Regions from separate parts of the Homo sapiens genome. Here region 2 is linked to region 1. Evidence: chromatin loops called from intact Hi-C (ENCODE). Cell type or tissue: psoas muscle. All regions are shown on one strand. Each heading gives the region's core, and the rest is flanking DNA. Links, peaks and the distances in the headings are about the cores only. Region 1 overlaps UGP2 (UDP-glucose pyrophosphorylase 2). Region 2 overlaps MDH1 (malate dehydrogenase 1).

Region 1 (4,000 bases), core at 1-4,000:
TAAATTCTAGATGTAACATGATTTTATGCCGTCTTTTTCTGTTTATAAAAGTGTAAGTCTTCATTAAAAGTGTCTTTATTTTGAAGCATAAGTTTTAAGCTTCTTCAGAAAATGTATTTGCAATCCCATATGCCCTTAATCTTGAAAATTTTGGAATGCAGAGGCAAAAAATAAGTTTGCTCTTCAACTACGTCATGAGTTTCTTGAGGGCACAAATGTGTTTTATATACGATATGCATGTTACCAGCTTTTGCAGATAGTTCTGAGAATACAAATCTTGAGCTAATGTTTGTTCACCTTGGTTCTTTTGGATTCCTCCTTCTAGCCTCCTCGTCCTACTCTTCTCTTTCCCATAGGTTTCCTTTCTCAGGTCTTAGAGATTATTATAGAGATCAATTTTCCTTTCAAAATGTAATTTTTAAAAGTGAACATAGGTCTTTTTTTAAAAAAAATGCAAATAATATTTTATATTCCTAAGTAAAAAGAAATTACTGTGGAAGAACAGCCATTTAGAGTAACATTTCTCATGTCAGCCTTATATCAAAGGTGTGACATAAACATTGTCATACCAGTGGATCTATATTTTTGTGTATGAGTTGACAATTAGCAGAGTCAGCCACCTGGTTTGTAAGTAAAGTTTTATTGGAACACACCCACACATTCATTTATGTATTGTCTATAACTGCTTTTTTGCAACAATGGCAGAGTTGAATAGTTGGAGTGGAGACAGTATGGCTTGTAACAAAACCTGAAATACTTATTATCTAGCCTATTTACTGACCCCATTTTAGTGTATGTATTTTCAGAACATCTTTGGTAGCTTTCTTTATTTCTTTGGCCCTCAGAAAACTGACCTCATATGCCTTTGTCATTTCAGATGATCACTTTTAATTTTTATCTTTATTTTTTATTTTCTTTTAGAGATGAGGTCTTGTTCTGTCACTCAGGCTGGAGGGTAGTGGCACAGTCATAGCTCACTACAGCCTCGAACTCCTGGGCTCAAGGGATCCTCCTGCCTCAGCCTCCTGAGTAGGCAGGACTACAGGCATTGTGCCACCAGGCCCAGCTAATTTTTTTTTTTTTTTTTTTTTTGTAGAGACAGGGTCTCCCTATGTTGTCTAGGCTGGTCTTAAAGTCCTGGCCTCAAGTGATCCTCCTGCCTTAACCACTTTTTAGATAAAAATAGTTTTTCATAAATACTAGATTGAAGGACATATTTTATAGATAGGCATTGAAATTTTATATTGTGAGGTTTTACTCGTTCTTACCTTTTGTGTTGAATGCTTTGTTTTAGCTCTCAGTGAGTACATAGATGTTTTGTGAGAAGTCTTTTGAGTTCATGTTTTATGAATTATGGCTAATAAGAACCCAGTTTATAGCGTTATGGATAATGCTCTGCTCCTTCTTTGTAAATGTTAACTAAATGTAATAATAAGATTATCTTGATATTTAACTACATAAGTAAAAAAATTTTTATATATATATAAAGGTTAATGTTTTAAATTAGAGCAAGAAAGGACAAGCCAGCATATGTAGCTTATTTGACCATTTCATTGTTTTCCAGAGAGGTTATGAGAGTGTCTTGGTCTTGGCCAAGCTTACACGTTGGGCATGGACAGGGATGGGAAATAGATCAGAGTTACGAGGAAGTACGGGGCCTGTTCAAGAAGGTATTGGAGCTGACGAGTTCTCTTGAGCGCTAATTTAAAACCTGTTGAAGTCACATGGCTGGCACTGACCCCTGGTGGTGATGTATTTTCATTTCTATACAAAATATTCTCTAAAGAAGGCTTTTTTACCAGCACAGGCAACATAGACCTCACCTCTACAAATTTTTTTTTTTTAGTTAGCTGTGCATGGTGGCATCTACCTGTAGTCCCAGCTACTTGGAAGGCTGAGGTAGGAAGATCACTTGAGCCCAGGAGTTTGAGGCTACAGTAAGCTATGATATCACCACTGCACTCCAGCCTGGGCAACAGAGTGAGATCCTGTCTCAAAAAAAAAAAAAAAACAAAAAAACGACTTTTTCATTTCAATATTTAATAGGATCAAAAGAGTGAAGGTATATTTGTGAACAGGGAGGAGTTATGTAGGGTCATAGGGTAGAGAATTGGCATGAAGAGAATAGCATGCATCAATGTGGTATTTAGCTCCAATGGATTTTTTGTTTTGTTCCATAAAATTGCTGAGACTTTTTCTTAGTCTATCAATACAAAAAACATTAAAAGCTATTGTTTATTTATAAGGAAGTCTGAGGAAGTTACAGTTTATGTGTGCAGAGTACAGATACATAGCATTTTTTTTTCTGAAGGTGAACCGTAGTACACTGTGCATTTAAAGTTTGCACATTAAAAGAAAAAAATCTTGAGGCAATCTGGCCAAGCATCTGATATAGTATGCCATATAGGATGATTTGCTTTGAGCATGTGAAGATTTCCCAGCTGCAACTAGCCAATGATAAAGCCATTAGAGACTTGTTTTGTGTGTATGTGGAGATACACACACAAATGAGATTCTAAAAAGTATTCCACAAAAAGGAATTAGTGGCATTTAAAGAAATGGCTCTGAGGACATGGCTGAATACCAAAGAGTCTCATCATTTCTTTGACATAAAGTTTTAAAACAGTAATATATAGAAATACTGACACTAAGCAGACATACTAATTTAGCAAATATTGCCAAAGCTTCAACTTTTGATTTCATGATGAATTGAACAGTTTTTGAATTTCCCTCGGGATTACCTTCCTTCACATTCCTTCGTGTACAGGACTTTCAGAAATGGGGACCTGATAAAGGAACTGACAACAAGCCCATGATTATTAATTCCATACTGGTTACATGTCTATAATTTCACTTTAGAAATAGCAATAGCAAATACATGGAACTTTAATGGCAGTTACATATTTGATTTGATAGACTCCCGGTTTTATTGTTGGACCAGGGTCTCTAACTACTGCCTTTGTGTCCAAAGTAGAGGACAGTCCAGTCCCACAGAATTGAATTCATTAGGAAAATCAGAGTGTGGGTTTAGGTGGTAATACTACTATTTGAACATTGCCAGTCCCTCCAATTCCAATTTCCACCCCACAGAGAAAGTATGGTGTTAAAGAAATGGTGTTAAAGTTTCTGAAACTTCTTTTGCCCACAGGCAGGCTAACAAGAAGGGAGATACAAGATGATTTTAGTAAAGAGTCCTTTACTAAGGACTTTACTGGAACAGATTGTGACGTAAGCAGGTTGGTATTTGGAACTCCATTTCTGTTAGCATACCTTTCCAGCTCCCTGAGTCATCTACCTTTGTCCTTTCTAATCATACTAAAGTGGAGTGTTCTTTTAAAACTATCTTCTTAGCTGATAAGGATATGGGTCAGATGTTCCACAAGGTTGACTAATTTTATGACTTCAGCTGACTTCTATAAAAAGGTGATGAATATACATAACTGTTGGTAGTGTTTGAATTTTTTTAAACCATCTGTGTATCACTTTTACCTTTTACACTTAAAAAATACTCAGAAGTCTTTGAACTTCTTAAAATTTCTATAAAAATTCTAGATACAGTAAGGTTTAGGGAGCAGTTGGTACCTTCTCTTCATAGGTACCATCTACTTTGTAGGATCGTTTGCCATCTGTAACCACAGTGTTTTACTTATTTCTTGTTTTTTTCATCTGGGTTTTCTGCCAATTCTTTTATTGTCATCTCTTCTCTAGTTTTCCAGGTTTAAAGTGCACAGTTGGGAGCATTATAATTTTACATCTCTTTAGCATTTTGGAAATTGCTACAATTTTTAATGAAAGGGCAGTAGTTACATGAGTTTGAGAGGCAAATATATCAAGAGGAAGAAATAAAATGCTGTAAGTAGGTTAACACATGAGCATTGAATAAGTGAGAAGCAACTTACAATATGTGTTTTAAAATCAACTTTTAATTTTAGAATAGTTTGATTTACAAAAAAGTTGCAAAGATACACTATTTTTAACTAGAAACATTATAAAGCTATCC
Region 2 (6,817 bases), core at 1-4,000, 270 kb before region 1:
TTTCTTTGACTTCTATGAGTGAGTACCAAATTGCTGAGTGCTGCTAACTTTCAGAGCTTAGTGTCAGAAGCTTGAAAGAAGCCTTCGAGGCTATCCATCCTTGTTTCGTCTCAGAGACGTGACTCTCATCTGGAAGAAGGAACTTTAAGTAAAAAGAAACCAAACACTTCTGGGCTTAGTCACATCAGTGGACCATTTCTCCATGCAGGTAGGGGTAAAGGTGACAGTGGAAGTACATTTACCCAGCATTATCGGGGAAAGGAATGGTTCACCTTAACTGAATTTTTCTGTCTAACTAAACCTACCCATTACGTTTCTAAACATTATTGTTTTGTTCTTTTTAATAGATATATTTCTATCTTTTAAAATTCTGTCAGCTTAGTCTTTTTTTACTCAGAGTCATCACTTTGAATATCAGTTATCTTTGTTTCTATGTCTGTATTTTGTTCAGGAACTGTTGAAATCTCTGTTTGTATGTCTTCCCTCCTTGCTTTTAAAAATAATTTTCCCTTGGAATCAGGTTGTCAGCTGTCTGTCACTACATGTTGCTGTTGTTTCTCCCGAAATAAAAAATCTTGTTTTTCCTCCTCCAGACAAAGTTGAAGCACGATTAATTGTCTTATTTAAATGTTTTGGCTCAATGTAAATGGAAAGTTTTAGCCTCTTTCACTCTTCTTCTTGGTATGAAGATTCTATTGAGCAGATGGGAGTGGGGGCTTTGCATAATAAGGATTTGTGTGGCTCTAGTGGCTGCCAGGGTTTGGATCACCACATACTGAACACATCAACATTGTTGAGCCTATTTTAGTGGTAAAATATCCCAAAAAAGGTGGATAAGATTATGTAAGTAAATCCAGGATAACACTTTTAGCTCCCTACATGGTGAGAGTTAAATAACACCACGTAAATATGCAGCACATTCATTTTCTACTGAGCCAGATGCAAAAGGACTTTAAAATTTTACATTCACTTTTAAAGTATGTGGATTTCTTACTATAGATTAAAATCCTGGATATTTTTAAGGTACAGTAGTACTTAAAGATGTTAATGGGTCTTTTTCATTACAGTCTGAACCAATCAGAGTCCTTGTGACTGGAGCAGCTGGTCAAATTGCATATTCACTGCTGTACAGTATTGGAAATGGATCTGTCTTTGGTAAAGATCAGGTAGGAACAGGTGTCTATAAATCTTAAGTTATTAGAGTAAGAATATGGTTAATAAAAATCTGTATTTAGTTGTACACAAATTGTTAAACAGTGAAGGAATATGTAATCCCAGTAAATGTAATAGGCACATTGCTATAAATGGAAGCTACTAAGGTATTTATATGTACGCCTCCAGGCACTGAAAACACTTTGCAAATGAGAACTCTTCCATATATTGTACTCAGTTGACTTGGTGCAACCAGCAGGTGTCAGTCAATGGGAGATATCACTAATGACAGTAACTTACAGTCATGTGGGAGAGAGTTACTCAGTAAGCACTCCCTTGTTCATAAATGGCCTTTGGAACCAAAAGAGTAAGGAAATCTGCTTCCCCGCTGAAGCAGGCACTCCGACTTCCAGCAAGCCTGATTAATATACACTAAAATCCTTTTCTAAGGTATTCATTTATTCAGTTTCTTGACCCATGGATACTGAATTATTCTTTCATGTCAGATACTGTACTTAGCTTTCCATGAACTGAAATCAAATATACAGCTATTAACAATAAGAGCAAGCTATAGCATGTCACTCAGTTTAATGTTTTTTTCATATACTGTTAAAATTGAGTAGTGGTGATTCCTCTCACTGTGTCTGTTAGCAAACCAATGCTGGTTTTATAGCATCCTTCTTTCTGAAAGTGGCATAGTGCTAGATACCTGACCTCCTAAAATAATCATCATGACTAATTAATGGGAATTACATGCATGTACATACCAAATAAAAACTATGTGAAAAGACTTTCTTGTGTCTAAATGAAATAGCCTACACTAACAGATGCTGTCCTTGCTATTTGGTAGCCTATAATTCTTGTGCTGTTGGATATCACCCCCATGATGGGTGTCCTGGACGGTGTCCTAATGGAACTGCAAGACTGTGCCCTTCCCCTCCTGAAAGGTGGGTTGGGGAGTAGAGAAGGGATTTTATGGTATTTGATTTCTTACAAAATACAGGTTTTAGGTTTTTGTTAAAGGCTCTCAATTAGAAATTATTTCATAAGAGGATTTTTTTATTTTGAACTACCACTGTTTATTAACTACTTATGTATACCAAGGATAAATAAGGGTAAGAAATGAGCAACAATCAATGTCAGGTAAAGGACTATCCTTTTTTCCCCAATGTGTGTGTGTATATAATTTATTATACCAGTTAAGTGTAATATTGCACAAGGGTTATACACCTGAAATTGTCTACACACACACACATTATAGACAACGTAGGAATTGTCTACATTGTGTTGTTATGGAGTCTGCTTAACTGGTAATAGTAGCATCCTGTAATGGAAAACTTTCTCAGTTTTGAAGGATGTCCTTCATAGCTATACATTGCTCTGGAAGTTGGTTGGTTCCTCTTACACGGTCCCCATCCCATCTACCAATCATCAGGTTGAGACATAGTGTAAATTGTCCTTACCATATGCTCTATAGTTTGAAAAAACCCAGAAGAGCTCAGCTAAGGGCCTTTGCAAATCATTGAACTATAACACAGATATAATAAGGAAGCCTTAAATTTGATCGAAAAGTTTATTAAAATATTCTAAATTAATTTAAATATTTTTCTTCAGCTATTTCTTCATCATAGTCTTTCTTTTGGTAAGGATTAATTAATGATACTCTCCTAGAAGTTTGCACAAAGCAAAATAATACATACCTTCCAAGAAAAACTTTCCTTAAAATTCTTCATCTGTTGAATAAACATTTGCTAGAAGGGATACTCTGCCATCTAAGTCTTTTGGTTGCAAAGTTCTGTGGAAGAATACATGACTGCCCACACTATTCTGTTGGTTCCCTTTTCTCACCCACAGCTCTTTCCAAATCAGCTTTGCTGCTTTTTCCCATTTGTATTCCTTTCTCTGCTGAGTTCCCTGTGCTTTTTCTCTAAAGGGCCCAGATTGCTGTTGGTTTGTCCTCTGCCAGATATGAATATGACAGGGAAGGGAAAGTTCAGCAAATAAGGACATGTGACTGGGAAAGAGGAAGATAATTTTTTTTTCTCCAACTGGTGTTCCTGTCTATGCCCATTTTCAGACTTATGGCAGCCTTGACTATGATGCAACTAGCCAATTTTCCAGTGAAAATGCTGAATGTTGGTCATAGCTTTTTTAATACAATCAACAAAGAAGTGCGATGACTTATGTTCTTTAGTCAAAAAGCAAGTGATGTTTGCTTATTGTACTAGCACTGGAGCATAGTGGTTGAACTCTGGACCAACCTAGGCTGGAATTACAGCTCCATTATCTTTTGATGGTGGCGAGTTAATCTCTTTAAACCTCAGTGTCTCCATCTATAAAATCAGAAGATTAAATTTGATAGTAATATAAATCTCTTAGCATTATCCTGGCACAAAACTCCTCAATAAACATTTATTATTTTTAAATTTGTGATTGGTGTCTTAGACCTTAAAGTAATTGTAATTTAAAGGTTAGGTGAATTAGTTGCTCTTTTGTGTTGTGTGGTAATTAGTGTGAATAACAAGTGTCACTTCAAAAGTCATCATTATACCTTGCATCATATATGATTATAAAAGATAAAAGCTATGGAGTTTTGACATTTAAGTAATTATTGAAACAGGAAAAGCAAAATAAATCTATTGACATTTCTAATGTTATGATTGTTAAATTAATATATTATCTTTCTCAGGCTCCTGAAATGTATATCAGTGTGATATGTAAACACTTGCAACAAGTGAAAGAATTAATGGGTAGATTCAATATGAAAAAGAAAACTTCAAACTTTGATGTTTAAGTAGCTCTGCGTATTTATTGCCATGTCCACAGATGTCATCGCAACAGATAAAGAAGACGTTGCCTTCAAAGACCTGGATGTGGCCATTCTTGTGGGCTCCATGCCAAGAAGGGAAGGCATGGAGAGAAAAGATTTACTGAAAGCAAATGTGAAAATCTTCAAATCCCAGGGTGCAGCCTTAGATAAATACGCCAAGAAGTCAGTTAAGGTGACCAATGCTGTATTTTATGGGATTTTTCATTATTAGCATTTGAAACTTATGCTTTTAGCATTTAAGCAAAACCAAAATTATTTGCCCTTTTTTCTAGTTCTGTACAATCATCAGTAAATACGGCTCTAGAGTTTTGCTTGATAAGCTCTCCCTTTCTGGGTTTTTTCTTACAGTATAGAAATCTATATTCAGAGTGCTCAAAAATATTTTTCCTATTAGTATAACGTGAAAATTTAGTATTAGTTCTTAAACATATAGAGAAGGCACAGGATCTTCTGGTGCATTTTTGCTGCGTGGGAATATTTATTTAGACATTTAAATTTGTGTGTGATTGTGAAAGGAGATAGCTAGCTGTAAGGTAAGTTTATTCTCAGGAATAGAAGATAGTGGTTTCTGAATGCTCAGATTTTCTTAATGCAGAGGAATTTTAATATGCTTGTCTCTTGAAGAATTGAGTCAGTATGACTTATAGTTCTCTCTTTGTGTTCAAACTATTTACTTTAGATTCTAATATGTCTTAATATTACAGTAAGCCTTTTTTATTTTTTATTAATTTTTTTAATTTTTTTGAGACGGAGTCTTGCTCTGTCACCCAGGCTGGAGTGCAGTGGTGCAATCTTGGCTCACTGCAACCTCTGCCTCCCGGGTTCAAGCGATTCTCCTGTCTCAGCCTCGTGAGTAGATGGGACTACCGTTGCACGCCACCACACCCAGCTAATTTTTGTATTTTTAGTAGAGACGGGATTTCACCATGTTGGCCAGGCTGGTCTCGAACTCCTGACCTCAGGTGATCCACCTGTCTTGGCCTCCCAAAGTGCTGGGATTACAGGTGTGAGCCACCACGCCCAGCCAAACCTTCTTTTATTAGTGAACTATCAATTAACTAGAACTTAATTGTCACCCAGCAAATAGGCTTGCCGGTTAAAGGTTTAACTGATTTCCATATACTTTCCTATCTTTCAAAAAAAGGTGAAAGAAAATTTTTTAAGATTTTTTAAGTTGCCCATTATAATGTTCTATCAATAACATTTCATAGATATCTGCATTTTTTGCTTTCTGTGCACTTCATTTTAAATAGTTAACTTATTTTCTGTCATCACAGAAAATAGTATAAATGAGTTTAATAGAAATCCACAGGTGCCAGTAAAAGATTAGAAGATTGTTCAGACTGCTAAATTGCAGGCTATTTGGAGGTAAAGTACTCCTTGCACAGTAATTCCACTTCTTCAAAGCGTCCTTGTTCGTGAGAAATATTTGCCAGCACTGCACTACTTAGAGACAATGAAGTATCTTGTCTACAGCTTGTCAAAAGAGGTACCAAAAAAAAAAAAAAAAAAGATATATGGGAGTCAGTCTCTGTAATATGGTTGTAACTTTTCTATAAATCTGATATTATTTCAAAATTTTTTATTACCATTTTATAAAAGATTTTTATAACTTAAAATGCATTTTCCTATGCTATATTGTATTTGGTGTTTCCCAAGCCTCCCCTGTACAAAGGCTACCTGTTAGACATTTTCAGTCAAATTTTAACATAGATTAGTTAGTAACTATATAGTCTGTAACTCTTCAGTGCCTTCCATTCCTCCTAGGTTATTGTTGTGGGTAATCCAGCCAATACCAACTGCCTGACTGCTTCCAAGTCAGCTCCATCCATCCCCAAGGAGAACTTCAGTTGCTTGACTCGTTTGGATCACAACCGAGCTAAAGCTCAAGTAAGAAAAATATATTTTAAATCTTGTGGTTGTTCAACTTTAAAACATTTTTCTCTCACTTTTAAAATAACTGAATCTGAGTTTGTGCTTTTTTCTTGTTTTTGTTTAGTAGGAACCTATTACTTTTATTAAATTAAAAGTAAATTATTATTCATTTGTTAGGGAGTCTTTAAATGTATTCTCTTAAAGGACCAGAGGCTGGACTTCCTACTTGATTTCGTCTTTAACTATATTTCAATTGCTAACTATAATGAAATGCAGTTACTAATGTTCTCTTGTTACAGTGGTTAAAAATTAGTTATACATGATGGTACATAATTTAGTTTAATTTTTTCAGATACATATAATCTCATATAAACAAAGACTTGAGCTTTGTGTGATTGTGTGGTTCTGCTTCTATTTTAGCTGCAGCTAAGCCATCAAATTCAGATTTTAATTTTTAATTTTATATTTAATTTTCATTTTATGTCTTTTTAATATTCTATGTGTATCTGTAAAATTTCCTCCTTTCACTACTTAGGAGCTAAAGTCTGTTGCTAATTTTCTTTACTCTTAGAGCCATAGATAAGTATGCCAAGGAGCCAGTGACCAGGGAATTAACAATAGCTTTTCAAAAAATTAGAAGCCAGGCAACTGATCTGAGCTAGTTTCCTAGGCTTTTTCAGATCTAACTGGTCCTGGTGCCCGTTCTTGGACAGAACCTCTTTCCTTTGCCCTAATGCTTTTCTGGCCATCCCTTCTTGTCTGTAGGTCATCACTGCTAGATAGGTCTATGAGTTCAGTGCTTTTTCTTCTAGAGAAGATAACTTTAGTTTCAAAAAAAAATTGTTGTTAACCAGAAGATGCTGTGAGGTCTAAGCTGAAGCACTACTGCCCTAACCTGAGAATTAATAATCCTTCAGCTCTGGAATGCCTAGTGAAAGAGAAAAGAATATACATTTGTTA

What was found. Peaks named below come from ENCODE experiments on the same cell type or tissue, not always from the same donor. Only the 100,000 strongest peaks of a DNase experiment are listed, where the experiment ranks them.
Region 2: it touches region 1 in a loop (2.9-fold over the local background); 22 of 110 quality-filtered maps call a loop at or near these places.

The regions. Positions count from the first base shown.
Region 1 is chr2:63,859,693-63,863,692 of GRCh38, forward strand. The region is part of intron 3 of UGP2 (UDP-glucose pyrophosphorylase 2); the gene reads left to right. Among named protein-coding and RNA genes, the nearest start is that of UGP2, 20 kb to the left of the region's middle. In psoas muscle, for the core only: a CTCF peak has its summit at 1,751 (motif pointing left); no DNase peak of the experiment used is centred there; H3K4me3 peaks cover 917 bases; H3K27ac peaks cover 3,110 bases.
Region 2 is chr2:63,593,421-63,600,237 of GRCh38, forward strand. MDH1 (malate dehydrogenase 1) reads left to right here. Exons shown (of 9, transcript NM_005917.4): 2 at 1,068-1,166; 3 at 2,003-2,099; 4 at 3,979-4,154; 5 at 5,750-5,872. It also overlaps a transcript of WDPCP not described here. Among named protein-coding and RNA genes, the nearest start is that of MDH1, 7.9 kb to the left of the region's middle. In psoas muscle, for the core only: no CTCF peak of the experiment used is centred there; no DNase peak of the experiment used is centred there.